Linked DNA regions of Homo sapiens: region 1 is linked to region 2. The links are chromatin contacts, found by Hi-C or POLR2A ChIA-PET in ENCODE. All regions are on one chromosome and are shown on one strand. Each heading gives the region's core, a stretch centred on a gene start or an enhancer-like site at or near the end of the contact. The rest is flanking DNA. Distances are from core to core; before and after follow the strand shown. Region 1 has its middle 38 kb from the start of ZBTB7C. Region 2 overlaps CTIF (cap binding complex dependent translation initiation factor).

The links. Hi-C counts contacts between places; a loop is a spot of excess contacts on that map. ChIA-PET counts read pairs that join two places held with the same protein, here RNA polymerase II (POLR2A). Pooled maps may share reads with other maps.
Region 1: a loop to region 2 is called in a pooled map, with 2.5 times the contacts of the local background. The contact joins two enhancer-like sites. A Hi-C loop is called at or near these places in 1 of 50 pooled maps. POLR2A ChIA-PET finds 5 or more read pairs at or near these places in 2 of 52 experiments (OCI-LY7 and activated CD4-positive, alpha-beta T cell).

Annotation. Positions count from the first base shown.
Region 1 is chr18:48,445,207-48,449,323 of GRCh38, forward strand. No RefSeq gene overlaps it. Among named protein-coding and RNA genes, the nearest start is that of ZBTB7C, 38 kb to the left of the region's middle. RefSeq lists an enhancer at 332-626. Within about 2 kb of position 1,370, at least 2 of the 41 ENCODE cell types and tissues checked have a DNase peak (open chromatin) inside an H3K27ac peak, as active enhancers do.
Region 2 is chr18:48,561,626-48,565,854 of GRCh38, forward strand. All of the region lies in intron 1 of CTIF (cap binding complex dependent translation initiation factor), which reads left to right. Among named protein-coding and RNA genes, the nearest start is that of CTIF, 25 kb to the left of the region's middle. Within about 2 kb of position 1,605, at least 2 of the 41 ENCODE cell types and tissues checked have a DNase peak (open chromatin) inside an H3K27ac peak, as active enhancers do.

The DNA.
Region 1 (4,117 bases), core at 120-2,619, 120 kb before region 2:
AAATCTTTGCAGGGAACAAGTTTATACAGGTGTAGCTTAAGGAAACGAAAGGGAAAAGAGTCACAAGACAAGTAGGTTAAGAGATAAGGGACTGAAGTTTATGCTTTAAATGTGTGGATTATATCTCAATAAAATGTTCTTTTTTTAATGTTTAAAGAGAGAGAGAGAGAGAATGAAGCTGATCTAAGATGTCCAGACCCTCCCAGGCTGTGCTAGGGTACAGGTACTCTAGCACTGCAGCTGGGTATCAAGAACTGGAAGGACTTGTGCAGGACCCTTGGCTTCTCAGCAAGGCTGTCCCCACGAAGCAGATTTCACATACCCATAGCACACCCAAGGCATGGCTAGCATCCCTTGGGGGCTCTGCTGGCCCCACCATCACCACAGTGAAGCAAGGAGGAGCTCTCCTGCCAGCCACATCCCAAGGCTGCTATTGTGTCCTCCTCCAGCAGGGGTCAGCAGACTGTTTCTGTAAAGGGCCAGAGAGCAAACATTCAGTGTAGGTGGGGCAATATGGTCTCTGTTGCAACTGCTTAACCCTGCTGCTGTAGCACAAAAGCAGACATAGATAGTAAGTAAATGAATGTGCATAGCTGTGTTCCAATAAAACTTTACTTACAAAAACAGGCAACGGACCAGATTTGGCTTAGGTATATAGTTTGCTGACCGCCGTCCTAAAATCATGGACCTGCCTAGTTGGAAATAATCCCAGGCCACAGAACAGGAAGGTTTTCTCTACTTGGAATCCACAAAAGCATCATGTTTCTTGTCTTCCAGGCTTTGCTGGAGAAATGGAACCAAATGTTCTATATATGTTTGACATACATTAAAGTTCAACTGGGAACAGAGATTCACAGGATATGGTTCCTGCTCTTCAGGTCCCCATGTAAATAAGGAGGTAATTCTCATTCAGTGTGATAAACACATGGGAGATGTGGGTACATATGTGTATGTTTGGGCTAAAACCACCACTAGCCAATGTCGCCAGGGTTTGGATAATTAACTTTGGGGGCCTGGGTCAGTTGACCCTCATGGTGGTTAATAAAGTAGTATCTGTAGTCACTTCTAGCTGTGGTCTTTACACATCTACAGAGGACTTGCCTTTTTCTTTTTTCTTTTTAAATTATTTTTTCAAAATTAAAAAAAAAAAAAAACTTTAAATAGAGACAGGATCTCCCTATGTTGCCCAGGCTGGTCTTGAACTCCTGGGCTCAAGGGATCCTCCTGCCTCAGCCTCCCAAAGTGCTAGCATTACAGGCGTGAGCCACCATGCCCAGTCACCTTTTTCAAATTAATCTTGGAAACAAAAACATAATCCCAGTTTGACACTGAGACAGAGCCCACAGGTATTGTTTTGGTGCATAGGCCACAGAACCGGAGAGTTGTCACAGCCATTGCATGGGAAGGCCACGGGCTGGGTGTGGCTCCAGATCCACGTTCTCGCGTCCTGGGCCTGCTCAGTGTGTTTCGGCTCCTGTGTATGCTTTTCTCTCTGCAGTGCCACGACATCCGACCCCGGCCTTCTCAGAGGACGCTAACCCGCCTGCCCGCCCGAGACTGCCAGCCCTGTCTGTGGGTGCCCTCTGGTGGCCTGTCGGCTGGAGAGCCTCGGCGCCTGTTAAGGCAATCAGTCAGGGAGAAGGAGGAAGCGTGAGACTGAGTTGCAGACATTTCCACCAGCTCCTCCTTTGCCAACACAAACCCAAGCCTCCCCCTAGGGATTTTGGAGTGCATTCAGAGCTTGGGGAAAGAATCATTTTCATTCCTAATTCGATACCCTTCATTTTTTCAACCGGGATGGTTCACATGATCAAACCGCACAAGAGGCCGCCGCTCTGTGTTCTGCTTATGGCCGAGAGGGCACGGCGGCTCCCCAGGGCACTCAAGATCTGAGGGATCTGGGGGCGCAACAAGTTAAGAAGCAGCTTTGAATATCTTCCTGGGGAGGCAATTCTTGCGTCTAATTTTCCGCTGCGCTTCTTGTTCCTTCGATGTCTACTGCAGTGGGGGTCTCAGTGGGAATGGACTAAGGATGCAGGAAAAGTATGGGGGTCTGAGTACAGGCAGGTACAGAGCTGACTCGGCTCCGCAAACACCGTAGAAACTAGTCCCGGTTCTCCCACCCATCTATTCACATGGCTGGAGGACTTAGCAAGGCCCTGGAGCACACTGGTTGACTCCACGGACTCCTGATCCAGGCTGCCTGGGTTCCAATCCCGGCTCTACCACTTTCTAGCCATGTAACCTCAGACAAGTTCCTTAACCCCTTTGTGCCTTGGGGTCCTTGTCTGTAAAATGAGAGTCATAATATTGCCTACCTCCAGGGTTGTTTTGAAAGATAAGTGGGTTGGTATCTGAGAAAATGCCCAGTAAATGTCTCCTGTTGTTATTCAGGAGAAAGCTCATAGTAACGAGGATAGGAATCTGAAGACCTCAGTTTCCATCCCAGAGCCACCTTATCCAGTTATGTGTGTTCCGGGAAGGGTGACCTCACTTCTCTGTGCTTAGAGCCTTCTATTCCAAGATAAGGATGAGGACTAACTCCTTCCTCTAAACTCCTCCATGGCTCTCCATTGACCTCATGATGAAGGCCCAGCTCCCTCATCTGGCCTCTAACACTCTTCATGCTCCAGCCCCTGCCCTTCTCTCAAGTCTCATTTCATGCAGCACCCAAGGTGATGATGGCTGATGAGTGATATTGTAAAGCACCCATCAGATCATGTCTCTCCTCTGCTCAGAGCCTTCCAATGGCTTCCCATGCCACTGAGAGTAAAATCCAAGGTGTTCTGCACAGGTTGCCAGGTCCTACAGCCTGACCTCAGCTCCCACCACTCCCACCCCCCACGCCACACCACCCACCCCCACACACACACCTCTGTGGCTGCTCCCAGCTCCCTCTTCCAGGATGCCAGCCCTCTCTTGCCTTGGGGCCTGATATGGTTTGGCTCTGTGTCCCCATCCAAACCTCACCTCGAACTGTAATCCCCACATGTCAGGGGAGGGGCCTGGTGAGAGGTGATTGGATTATAGAGGCCGACTTCCCCCTTGCCAATCTGGTGATAGTGAGGGAGTTCTCAGAAGAAGTGGTTGTTTGAAAGTGTGGCACTTCCCTCTTCGCTCTCTCTCCTGCTTTGCCATCGTAAGACATACTTGCTTCCCCTCCTCCTTCCACCATGACTGTAAGTTTCCTGAGGCCTCCCAGTCATGCTTCCTGTACAGCCTGTAGAACTATGTGTCAATTAAACCTTTTCCTAAACTACCTAGTCTCAGGTGGTTCTTTACAGCAGTGTGAGAACGGACTAATATAGGGCCTTTGCCTTTGCTGTTCCCTTGGCCGGGAGCACTTCCCTCAGAGCTGCCTGGTCAGCCTTGCCTCCTTCAGGCTTCTGCCCAAGGGTCTCATAATGAGAGGGGCCTTCCCTGACTTCCCCGCAGGTGACAGAACACTGCCCCATCGCTCTCTATCCCCTGGTCTGCTTTATGTTTCTCAGTGGCCTTGCCATCACTAACCCGTACGTGCAGATTTGACTTGGCTAACTGTCTGCCTCCCCGACGTGCGGTGTGAACAGGTGTTTTGTTTTGCTCCCTGCTGTGTCTCCAGCTCCTAGAACTCTGTTGGTCATGAAATAGGTGCTCAAAATCAGTGTGGATCTGTGAAGGATGCTGGCTTGCCTAACAGAGGAAATAGCTTTGGCAAGGAACATCCAGGAAAGACGTCTCTTAACCTAAAAACTGGAGGCACCATCTAAAAGACCTCCAGTAAGGGAGACAGCACTCCAGGCTCCCTACACCACCACTGCCCACCTTTCTACCTCCAGGCACCTGGGAATTGGCCCCAGGCAGGATGAAGTCACAACAGGCTGGGTGGCCAGCCTGAGTTCTCTCCCGCTGCAGGCAGGAGCACCTCTTTTCACTTTTTATTTCTACACCACATTACTTGAACACTTGGTGGCTTCCAAAATGAAGCCATATGGTTTGATGGCAGCTCTCTGGAGGGAAATGCCGCCCTTTAATTGTCCTCAGGACTATTCTGAAAATAGAGTCCTTTTTATTCAAAGCTTAATTCCGTTAATGTTCCCAATATAAATGAATAATAGAAAGCGTAAGCGAATTCTCT
Region 2 (4,229 bases), core at 355-2,854:
TGGAAAGCAATGGCCTCAGTGTCACTTTTTCTCAGGGTGTCCTTGTCCCCTGGCAGAACACAGTGGAAGTGTGTCTATATTCTGAATGAACTGTTGACTACTTCTCTTTTCCTTCCTGGGGCACTTGATTTTAGAAAGTGCCCTGGTCTAGGAGGACCAAGACCTGGCTTCCAGCTGTGTCAGATAATTACCCCCACTCTATTTTTCTCATCGGTAAAATAGGGAATTTGGTCTAGGCTGGGGGTTGGCAAACTACAACTTGCAGACTAACTCCAGCCCAATGCCTGTTTTTCTAAATGAAAGTTTTACTGGAACACAGTCATGCCTGTTTCTTCACGTACATCTACGGTTGCTTTTGGCTGGTTACAAAAAAAAGAACATATGGCTCACAAGGCCTAACATATTTACTGTCTGGCCATTTACAGAAAACACTTGCTCACCCCTGATCTAAAACAATGGTTTTCAACTTCATTTTAGCCATACTGTTTTTTTTCTGGAAACAACTCTTCTTTATTTTTAACAATAAAAGCAATTCTCACAGCACTTGGCATGTGCCTGGCACTGTACCAAGTGCTTTAAAACTGTTAACTTACTGCTTAATCCTTATGAAAACATTATGAGATGAGCAGTAGTATCATCACCCACATTTTAGAGAGGAGAAAACTGAGGCAGAGTTAACAGAGAGGTTAAGTAACTTGCCTCAGGTCACACAGCTACTAAGTGGCAAAGGCAAAATTTGAATTCAGGAGTCCTGCTCTAGAGTTTGCCTTCTTATCCACTGGGCCATGCTGCCTCTCACTGGTGGCCTTATATAAAAACTGGGTGGAGCAGGCCCCACTAACTAGAACTGATGTGGCATGGTCAGCATCTCCCCCTTGCCTGTTGACTCTTCTTTCTGCAGCCCCCCGGGATCTCAGGGCCATCTCTGGCAACCTCTGGAGGCTATAACATCTGGCAAATTAGGCTTCTAAGCTTGGAGAGGGGACATCAGTTTGTTTTGGTTGCTACAAGAGGAATTGATCCTGGTTGTTGGGAACTTATGCAGGCCAAGAACTGTAGAAAGCACTGTTCTCTGGGACTGAGGACTCCAGACAAATAGACTCATTTTTATCGAGCATGATCATAATTATGCCTGATAAAAATGAGTGCTAGAGACTTAGGTCCACATTTCAAAACCGTAACTGAAAGGAAGACATATTTCAATAGTTGCCATGCCCCACACAAATATGAAAACCAGTAATCTATTGGAACCAGTTCCCTGGGCCAGAGTGATTTGCCTTAGACTCTTGTCATAAAAATCAGCAAAGGAGACTGCACACTGAAATGACACTTCACACTGAAAAGATATTGACGCTGAAAGGAGATTCACGCTGAATGTCACCTTCCCTGCTTCCTCCTGCAAATGACCCCACATAGCCTGGGGGGCATTTAGGAGCTTTAGCATAGCACCCGCCTCTTGGGCAGGTGGGAGCCTGGGGCTGCAGACCGGCCCTTTCTTAGGATGCTCCCTGTTTGCAGATTAGTGACTTGATTGGCCCCTCCTCCACCCCCACCATTCCCATAAGGGACTGGTTAGTCTGCAGGGATGACACCCAGCCTCCTCCACCCTTGGGGATGTAAACTGTACTAGGAGCAGGAAAGGCTGGGGTGACTCACTTTCCTGCCAGTGAAAAGCTGACCTCAATCTTGGTAGTGGTTTGAAGGTGACTTTTGTATTCATCTCTCTGGGATCTTGGGAGACAGTTTCAACTATGGTATCTACTCAGTTTCCCTATGGGACCCCACTCTGGCCTGCAGCTCCTCTGCCCTGTACAGAAGGGTCTCCTGTTCTAAGGTTTTTTTTGTTTTGTTTTGTTTTGTTTTTTGGACAGATTCTTACTCTGTCACCCAGGCTGGAGTGCAGTGGCGCGATCTTGACTCACTGCAACCTCCACCTCCTGGGTTCAAGCAATTCTCCTGCCTCAGTCTCCTGAATAGCTGGGATTATAGGTGCACACCACCACACCTGGCTAATTTTTGTATTTTCAGTAGAGACAGGGTTTGGCCATGTTGGCCAGGCTGGTCTTGAACTCCTAACTTCAGGTGATCTGCCTGCCTCAGCCTTCCAAAGTGCTGGGATTACAGGCGTGAGCCACCGTGCCTGGCCCTGTTCTAAGGTTTTTGCTGTCTCTGTTTTCTCCTTGGTTGGCCTGTGCCTGACACAGTAAGATTTGGGACCCCTGAGATTGAGTGGGGTGGGGTCTTCCCAGGTGCTTCCCTCTTGCTTGTGGTCTCTGGCCCTGTTCCCCGCCCCAGCCATCAGCACCAGTCCCCTACCCCCTCAAAAGGCTCAAAGACTTCCTGAGAACCCGGAATCTCAGTTTCATCTCTGCTGGAGATTTTTGATCTGGGGGAAAGGCTGCTCTCTATATGGCTGCTTTCAGACCACACTTGGCTCTCCCTTGGTTTAGCCAAATTGGGGTTTTCCTCATTTTCAGGAGCCAGCTTTTCTGAAGTGTTCCTTCCTGGCAGCTGCATTCCCCATGGTCCTGTCTATCTTAGGGGCAAGGACTTAGGCATCGGGTGTCCTAGAGGCTAGAAGATTGTTCTACAGAGAAAAGTGGTTTTGTGGCCGTAGGTGGTACCCAGACGTGTTGCCTGCCACCTGGGTGCAAGCAGGACCGGACCTCTGTGGGTGGTGGAGGGAGCTTCCCATGTGTGGATGGAGGCCTTGCTGGGGAAGGGTAGATGAGTACAGCTCCGTGTCACAGCCCGGGGACAGCCCCACCTGCTGCAGGCGGCCTTCGCTAGGCCTCTGTGAAGGTCCCCAAAGCCTGGCTCTCCTGTGGCTTATCCTGGGAGAATATTTGCCCTCTTTCATCTAATAGTTAACTATTGACAGAACATTAGGTACTTGAATAAAATGAAGCTGTTTAGTTTGGGGAGATATTTTGGAAAACAGAAGCTTAGTTCTCATTGAGGTTACCTTCTTGGTGTAGGTGGTTGTGTAGGTTTTTGTTTTGTTTTGTTTTGAGACAGGGTCTTGTTCTGTCACCCAGGCAGGAGTGCAGTGGTGCGAACACAGCTTACTGCAGCCTCGACTTCCTGGGGTCAAGTAATACTTCCACCTCAGCCTCCCGAGGAGCTGGGACCACAGGCGCACACCACCATACCCAGCTAATTTTATTTTTTTGTAGAGATGGGGGGTCTCACCTTGTTCCCTAGGCTGGTCTTGAACCCCTGGGCCCCAGCAATCCTCCTGCCTCAGCCTCCCAAAGTGGTGGGATTACAGATGTGAGCCACCAAGCCTGGTCGGCTTGTTTTAAACAACTTAATGTTATTGAAAATATGATGCCACCCTGATATTGAGATAAATTTTAAGGGAAGAATCACCTCTTTCTCATTACTTGAATACTGTGTTAATTTTTGCATATTAAGTCAATTTCCTCCTTTAATGGCAATTGGTTGATCCATGGTCATGTTAAATAATTTTGCATATTTAATTAACTCGGGTCTTGATTTGTCTCCGGTCCTGTTTATTACTGATGTCACCGTCTGTGTGTGTCTTGTGATGTGGAGACTTTGCAAGCTGTTTTCCACGGAGTCCAAGCCCCACAGCCCTGCTGTGGCACTGCCTTCATCAGTGACGCGTTCTTGGCGGAGAGGATCTAGTTGTAGTTTGTGCTTCCTGGCTGTCAAGGGCCTTGCCTTCCCTTCTACAGGAAACAGCTGAGAAATCGCTGGTGTGCTGTAGCCTTAAATAACAGCACCTGCCACTCAGTTGTGTTGTCTTTCATGAGTTTTCCAAGTGCTCTCCTGCCTTGGGGCATGTGGGAAGGAAGGTATTATCATTTCCGTTTTACAAAGATCCCCCGAGAGACTGCAAGTCTCTTGGATTTTGCTGCTGACACCAGGACAGGAGGTCACATCCTCTGACCCTCCATCTTATGTTCTTTCCAGCAGCCCCAGAACCAGCCATGGAAACCAGGGGCAGGGCCTCTGTGCTTTAGTTCCCTGATCTGTAAAATAAGGGATCATAATAGTACCTATTTTGTAGGGTCACTATGAAGTTTAGATGAGCTGCCACATGCCTGGGACAGTGCCTGGCACACAACCATGCAAGCTCTCAGGAGGGTAGTGCCCCGTACCTCCAATCTTGTTATGTGGGGGACAGACAGATCATCTGGCTTGGGCGCCCCACCCTGCCATGCAGATAAATCCATGCCCAGATAACGGTCATGTGGGATGGG